Linked DNA regions of Mus musculus: region 2 is linked to region 1. A link is a loop called in an ENCODE intact Hi-C map of the cell type or tissue named here. Cell type or tissue: gastrocnemius. All regions are shown on one strand. Links, peaks and the distances in the headings refer to the core of each region. The heading gives the core; the rest is flanking DNA. Region 1 overlaps Cfap221 (cilia and flagella associated protein 221). Region 2 overlaps Ptpn4 (protein tyrosine phosphatase, non-receptor type 4).

Region 1 (2,916 bases), core at 186-2,685:
CCTAGATGAGTCTAGAGTCTGTCAAGTTAACAGTCGATATTAGCTCTTGCAGCTAACACTGTCGTCTTTCTGCATCCTGACCCTGCTCCAACTTTCATCACAGGATATAATTCCTGGAATCATGAACTGGAAGAAGTTCCAGCCCCTGGTGTTTTCCTCCATGTCTGACCCCTCTATGGTGGAAGCCACTCAGAGGTAAGCTGGGAACTGCTGGCCTCCTGGGGTATGTTAGCACCGTAGCTTACGGAGGCTGGGAGACCAGGAATCAGAGGCCATGCCTTTTAAAAGTAATGTAATGCTGACTAATTGGTGGCTCAGAGAGAGAATTAACAGATCATATAATTTTGCTGAAATATTCATCTTTTTCTTTATAGTTCATGGGGTGAGTGAGTCTGTCTCTCTGTCTCTCTGTCTCTTTCTCTCTCTCTCTCTCTCTCTCTCTCTCTCTGTGTGTGTGTGTGTGTGTGTGTGTGTGTGTGTGTGTGTGTGTATTCAAGTACACGCTCATGTGTGTACTTGCTTATGGAGGCCAGAAGGTGATCTTGAGTGTTCTTCACTCTCTCTCTCTCTCTCTCTCTGTGTGTGTGTGTGTGTGTGTGTGTGTGTATTCAAGTACACGCTCACGTGTGTACTTGCTTATGGAGGCCAGAAGGTGATCTTGAGTGTTCTTCATCAGAAACTACAACTTTTTGTTTATTTTAAATTTTATTTATTGACTTATTTATTTTGAGATAAGGTCTTTTATTAGTACCTGGAAGTAGCTGATTCTGCTAAGGTAGCCAGCCGTGTTACCAATGGAGTCTCCAGTCTTTGCCTCCTCCATTCTGGAATTACAGATGTTCATCACCAAACCCAGCTTTTTAAAAAGTGTGTTCTGTGGCTGGAACTCGGGTTCTTGGGATCAAATTCAGGTCTGCACACTTGCATGGCAAACACTTTATTGAGTCATTTCCTGGGCTCTTGAGGAGTTATCTTCCTCTTTGTGAGACAGGGGCTATGATGACAACTTCACTGGGATGTTGCAAATGGCTATATGATGAAGTATCTAGGATCTGACTGACTCTTGCTTTTGATAACTCTTGCATTTTCCACTGAGCTCACAAAACTGTGTGCAATCATTCTCTCACCACTAGATGGGAGCATCATCCCCCTAAACCAACTCATTCTACAAGAAAACTGAATGAGTCAAACTGACCTGCTGTTCTGGTTTCATTTCTGTTGCTGTGATAAAATACCCGGACACAAAGCAGCCTAGGAAAGAAGGGGTCTGTTTGGCTTGCAATTCCAGGTTATATTTTGTTACTTCAGGAAGGTCAAGGCAGAAGCTTCAAACACCATCCACAGCCAAGAGCAGGCAGAATAGAATCCTTGCTCATTCAGGATCTGCTGCCTAAGGAATGGTGCCACCCACAGTGGGCTGAGTCTTCCTATATCAACTAACAATCCAGAACTCATTCCATACACACACAGGCATGCTCACAGGCATACCTGACATATATAGACCCATATCTAGCTAGTGCATAACTCAGTAATAAAGTTCTTGCCTCTCATCCTCACCACTACAGTGGGGAAAAATTGACTCAGCTGGGTCTGGGGTTGTTTCTGAACTCCAGTGCACCCATTGTTAACATTCATGGATTCCAAGTATTAAAAACTGGTCAATTCATTGTTTTCCAAAGTAATGTCCTTGGAAACATCTCCCAAAGCTGAAGTTTTAGTGGAAAGTCAGGAGAAGGTTGCTGTGGCCCGGATATCCATACATTAAACATGAAGGTCATATCAATGAAAAGCTTTCTACCATGACTTTTGCCTTCAGCTTCTGTGCCTGAATGCTCTGTTGGGCCAGTTTGTTTCAGATGAGCTGCCATTGCATAATATCTCAAAAATCAGGAGCAGGGCCCAGGCAGGGGTGCAGATCAGCTGGTAGGAAGTGTGTAACACGCACAAAGCCTGGGCTCCATCCCCAGCATTGTAGAAATGGTCACACATCTGTAACCTCAGCATGGAGAGACGAAAGCAAGAGACTCAGGAGTTCAAAGTCGTCCTCAGTTACACAGAGAGCCCAAGGCCAGCCTGGACTACGTGAGATTCTGTCTCAAAAGAAAATAAGTATCTTTCTATTATTTGTTTATACTGATTGTTGGATTGAAGGCCAAGCTATTGCTTCTAAAAGCAGTTATAAATAATAATGGTAATCTATTTTCTAACTTCTGTACTTATCTATCCATGTGCTATGACAAAGTGCTATAGTCTCCATGTTAAAAACACCATATATGGATCAAAAGTCAGACACCAGGCAGATTTTGTGTCTAGTGAGGGCTTATTTCCCAGTTCACAGACAGGGCCTTCTTTTCTATTTTTATTTATTTATGTGCATGTGTGCATGGTATGGGTGAGCTCAGGCCACATCACATGTGTGGGGAATAGAGGACAGCTTTCAAGAGTCTGTCCTCCCTTCTCACCATATGAGTCCTAGGAGCCGTCTTGCTGGTCCAGAAACCTCGCTTGTGACCTCCCAGGGGTGGAGGAGCAAGGTATCCCTGGGGCTTCTTTTCTGTGTTTCCCAAACTCAGTACTACACAAAAATATTCTTTTTTTTTTAATTCTCCTTATCTCAACTACCCTCAATTTAATATCCTCCTATTTAATACCCTCAATGCTCAAGTCTGTTAAAATAGTAAGTTATATTTCTAAAGGCAGGGAAGATGGCTTAGTGGGCAGAGTGTTTCCATGTAAGCATTCAAGCACAAGTTTGGATCCCAACACCCATGGAAATGCTGGACCAGAGGGGGTGCCTGTAAGCCCAGCACGGGAGGTGCAGACAGGGGAACCTCAGAGTAAACTGGCTAGCTAGGCCCACCAGATTAGTGAGACCTGAGCTCAGTGGAAGGCCCTGTCTGGATGTATAAGGCAGAG
Region 2 (2,916 bases), core at 160-2,659, 110 kb after region 1:
TTTTTACATCTGTGTGTGCAGTTGCCTTTAAAGACCTCCCAGGAGAGCCATGGCCTGGAGCAAACTGCTGCAGCCAAGGGGACGGACGTTCTCTACTGCATCTAGTTGCCAACTTAGTGAATACCAGCAAGAGCAATACTTTAGGCCACTGCGAAATCCATGAAGTCCATGGTGGGGCACAGGCCTGCATAGCACAGTGTGGGTGGGGATCCCCTAGCAGCCCTCAGGTTACATGAACCTACAGATCCATATGTCATCTAGATGGCATCCATGCACCACCTAAGTTTACAGTTTGTGTTGGGTAGCATTCATAACTACCCTTAGCCATGGGTGCCTGTAGGCTGCTAGTTGAACATCTTTGCATCTGCAAAGAGATAAAAATAGTGAACTATCACTGTTTTAAGAATGAAGTGATAGAAATAAAGTATTCTAGTTAGTATCTAAAAAGCAATGTCAACACTTAGTGACATGAAGCAATCGCCATTTTATGATTTCTAGATTCGATGTGTGAGGAATTCTAATGTAACAGGGCCCAGGAATGATTGTTGTTTACTTTTCTACAATATAATATATGCTTACTGGGCTAGGAATACTGGGGAGTCAGAATGCTTGGGGAATAGAGGGACCCTTTCCAGGCATGCTTGTTTATGTGTCTCATGACACAAGCATAGGCTATAGATTGGAGCTCTTATTCATGAACTTGTGGCAGAGGGAGGGAGATATGCTAGCTGAGTTTTGAGAGAAGTGTCCTTAGAATGAGTAGTCCAAGAAAATCAGATAGAATATAAAGCCTCTGATGGTCTTAGAAGTCATTAAGGCATTTTCTTCAATACTAGCAAGTAACCAGTCTTCTGTCTGCAAGGCAAGCTTTATTCCTAACCCCTCCAAATTATTTCTAAAGTACTTTATATTGGTTAGCTAATATATGAGCTATAGGAGATGCCATGCTTTGAATAATTCTTGAACCACAGGTTACTTAGTTGATTAAATAAACAAATTAATCTTTGGCATCTGATAGATTGATTTCAGCCTTTAGTGGCTGGAACACTAGCTACTGCATTTTCTAGCCATGTAAAGTTGTCAGGGTTATGCCCCCTCTTTTTTCATCTTTAGAAATAAAGTTAATATCTCTCTATGACCATTTATAAGAACAGGTTGACAGTAAGTAGGTATGCATACTATATATATAAAATCTTTCAGGTCGAGTGTTAAAGCTCAGTAGATATATGTACCAGAAACTTGTTATGTTAAAGGCTAGTACTGAATAGGTATGCATACTATGTATATCTTTCAGGTCCAGTTTTAAAGCTCAGTATATGTGTGTGTGTGTGTGTGTGTGTGTGTGTGTGTGTGTAGCAGAAACTTATGTTTAAGACTAGTACTGAATATTAATTTAAATATTTATTTATTTGAGACAGTCTATCATGGAGCTTAGGTTGGCCTTTAGCTGGTTTTATAGTTCAGTAGAACCTAGCATTTCTGATTCTCCTGCTTCTACTTCCCAAGTATGGGGATTAGAGGCTTGGACTATCATGCCAAGTTCATAATTTAGGTACTGAAGTTTTAAAAGTAGCATGCTGCCCCCTAGGGACAACACAGTATTTAATCAATTGTGGAAATTTCTCATCTTTGGCCTGCATAAGCTTATGTTTGGAATTAGTATTAACGTTAGGCAGAATTAAGTTTTGGGTTCTTTCTTTGTTTGCCTTGCTTTGGTTTTCAGTCCTCTCCCCTTCCTCCCCTTTAAAAGAGAACTAAGCTTTTATTTCTATGTTTCTCAGATGAAGCTGGCTGAGTTGGTTGCTATGAGAGGATTAGTCAAAGAGATCAAATCTCATATCCTCCCCTGATTTCTGGCTCTTCTTGGCTTCAGCCTTGGTTAGAACAGCCAGCAGCAGCAACAGTGGTGGTGGTGGCAACCATAAGGGCAGCAGTCACAAATGCAGATCGATTGGCCAAAAAGACCTTGACCTTTCAAGTGGGAAGGTGTACTCAGTCTCCTCAAAGCCAGGACCTACTTGTATCCATTGACAATAGAGTATGGTACTAAGGCCAAAGTCAGGTAATCAGTCTGCAGACAAACACTGGCAACATTTGGACACCTTCTAGGATGTGAGAATGCATAGTCTGCTCTGTGATGCCAAGTACTTCCAGGTTGTAAAGGCTGCCGTGTCAAACATCTGTTGGATGATCAGCCCAGAGGAGAAGGGGGAAATGTTCCATGTTCACAGTGAGGCTTCACTGGCTACTACTTTGTCCTCAGTTTTTATTAGCTAGCTGTACATCACTCAGAATATCAATGGTACCTCTAGAGATTTTAGTGGTGGTTCCTAAAGCCTGGAAGAAAGAGGTTATCAGACCCCAAACCAGTGTGCTGAGCTGGCACAGTTACCTCACATGGGGTGAAGGCACCAGCAGCTGGCACCTTATTGGCCAACAGCAACTAATCTTGATAAGGTCTTTAAAGTCCACATTACCCTGGATATAAAGCAGCAGTTTCTCCAGAGCTTGGTTATTTACCAGACGCCCCTTCATGGCCTTGCACATCATGGTGTTCTTGCCCTTTAGTACCACAACCTTCCCTGTGGATCTGTTGCATCTTCTTGGAGCCCACATTGTTTGCTCCCACACTGAAACATTTTGGCTAATCATCCAAAAGTTGGATGATCTTAAGGAAGTAGTTGGACTTCGAGGTCGCTGTATCTTTCCTGGACATTGTGATGGTGCATCAGGGATTGCCACACAGGGTTTAAAGACTCTGTCACTCCAAAGAGGATAACTGGTGATCCCCTCTTTATTGTTATTATTGTTATTATTATTATTATTATTATTATTATTATTATACTGGCATAAGTAAATTTAGAATTCTCTCTTCTCAAATTAACTGAGTGGCTTTGTATTTTTATTTTCTTTTTG

Evidence for each region. Hi-C counts contacts between places; a loop is a spot of excess contacts. Peaks named below come from ENCODE experiments on the same cell type or tissue, not always from the same donor. Only the 100,000 strongest peaks of a DNase experiment are listed, where the experiment ranks them.
Region 2: a loop joins it to region 1, with 6 times the contacts of the local background. A loop is called at or near these places in 11 of 42 quality-filtered maps.

Annotation. Positions count from the first base shown.
Region 1 is chr1:119,928,168-119,931,083 of GRCm38, reverse strand. It overlaps Cfap221 (cilia and flagella associated protein 221), which reads left to right. Exons shown (of 24, transcript NM_001115074.2): 21 at 104-195. Among named protein-coding and RNA genes, the nearest start is that of Tmem177, 16 kb to the right of the region's middle. In gastrocnemius, for the core only: a CTCF peak has its summit at 1,129 (motif pointing right); a DNase peak (open chromatin) is centred at 1,138.
Region 2 is chr1:119,817,563-119,820,478 of GRCm38, reverse strand. The region is part of intron 1 of Ptpn4 (protein tyrosine phosphatase, non-receptor type 4); the gene reads left to right. It also overlaps the pseudogene Gm8338. Among named protein-coding and RNA genes, the nearest start is that of Ptpn4, 18 kb to the left of the region's middle. In gastrocnemius, for the core only: a CTCF peak has its summit at 1,605 (motif pointing left); no DNase peak of the experiment used is centred there; H3K27ac peaks cover 765 bases.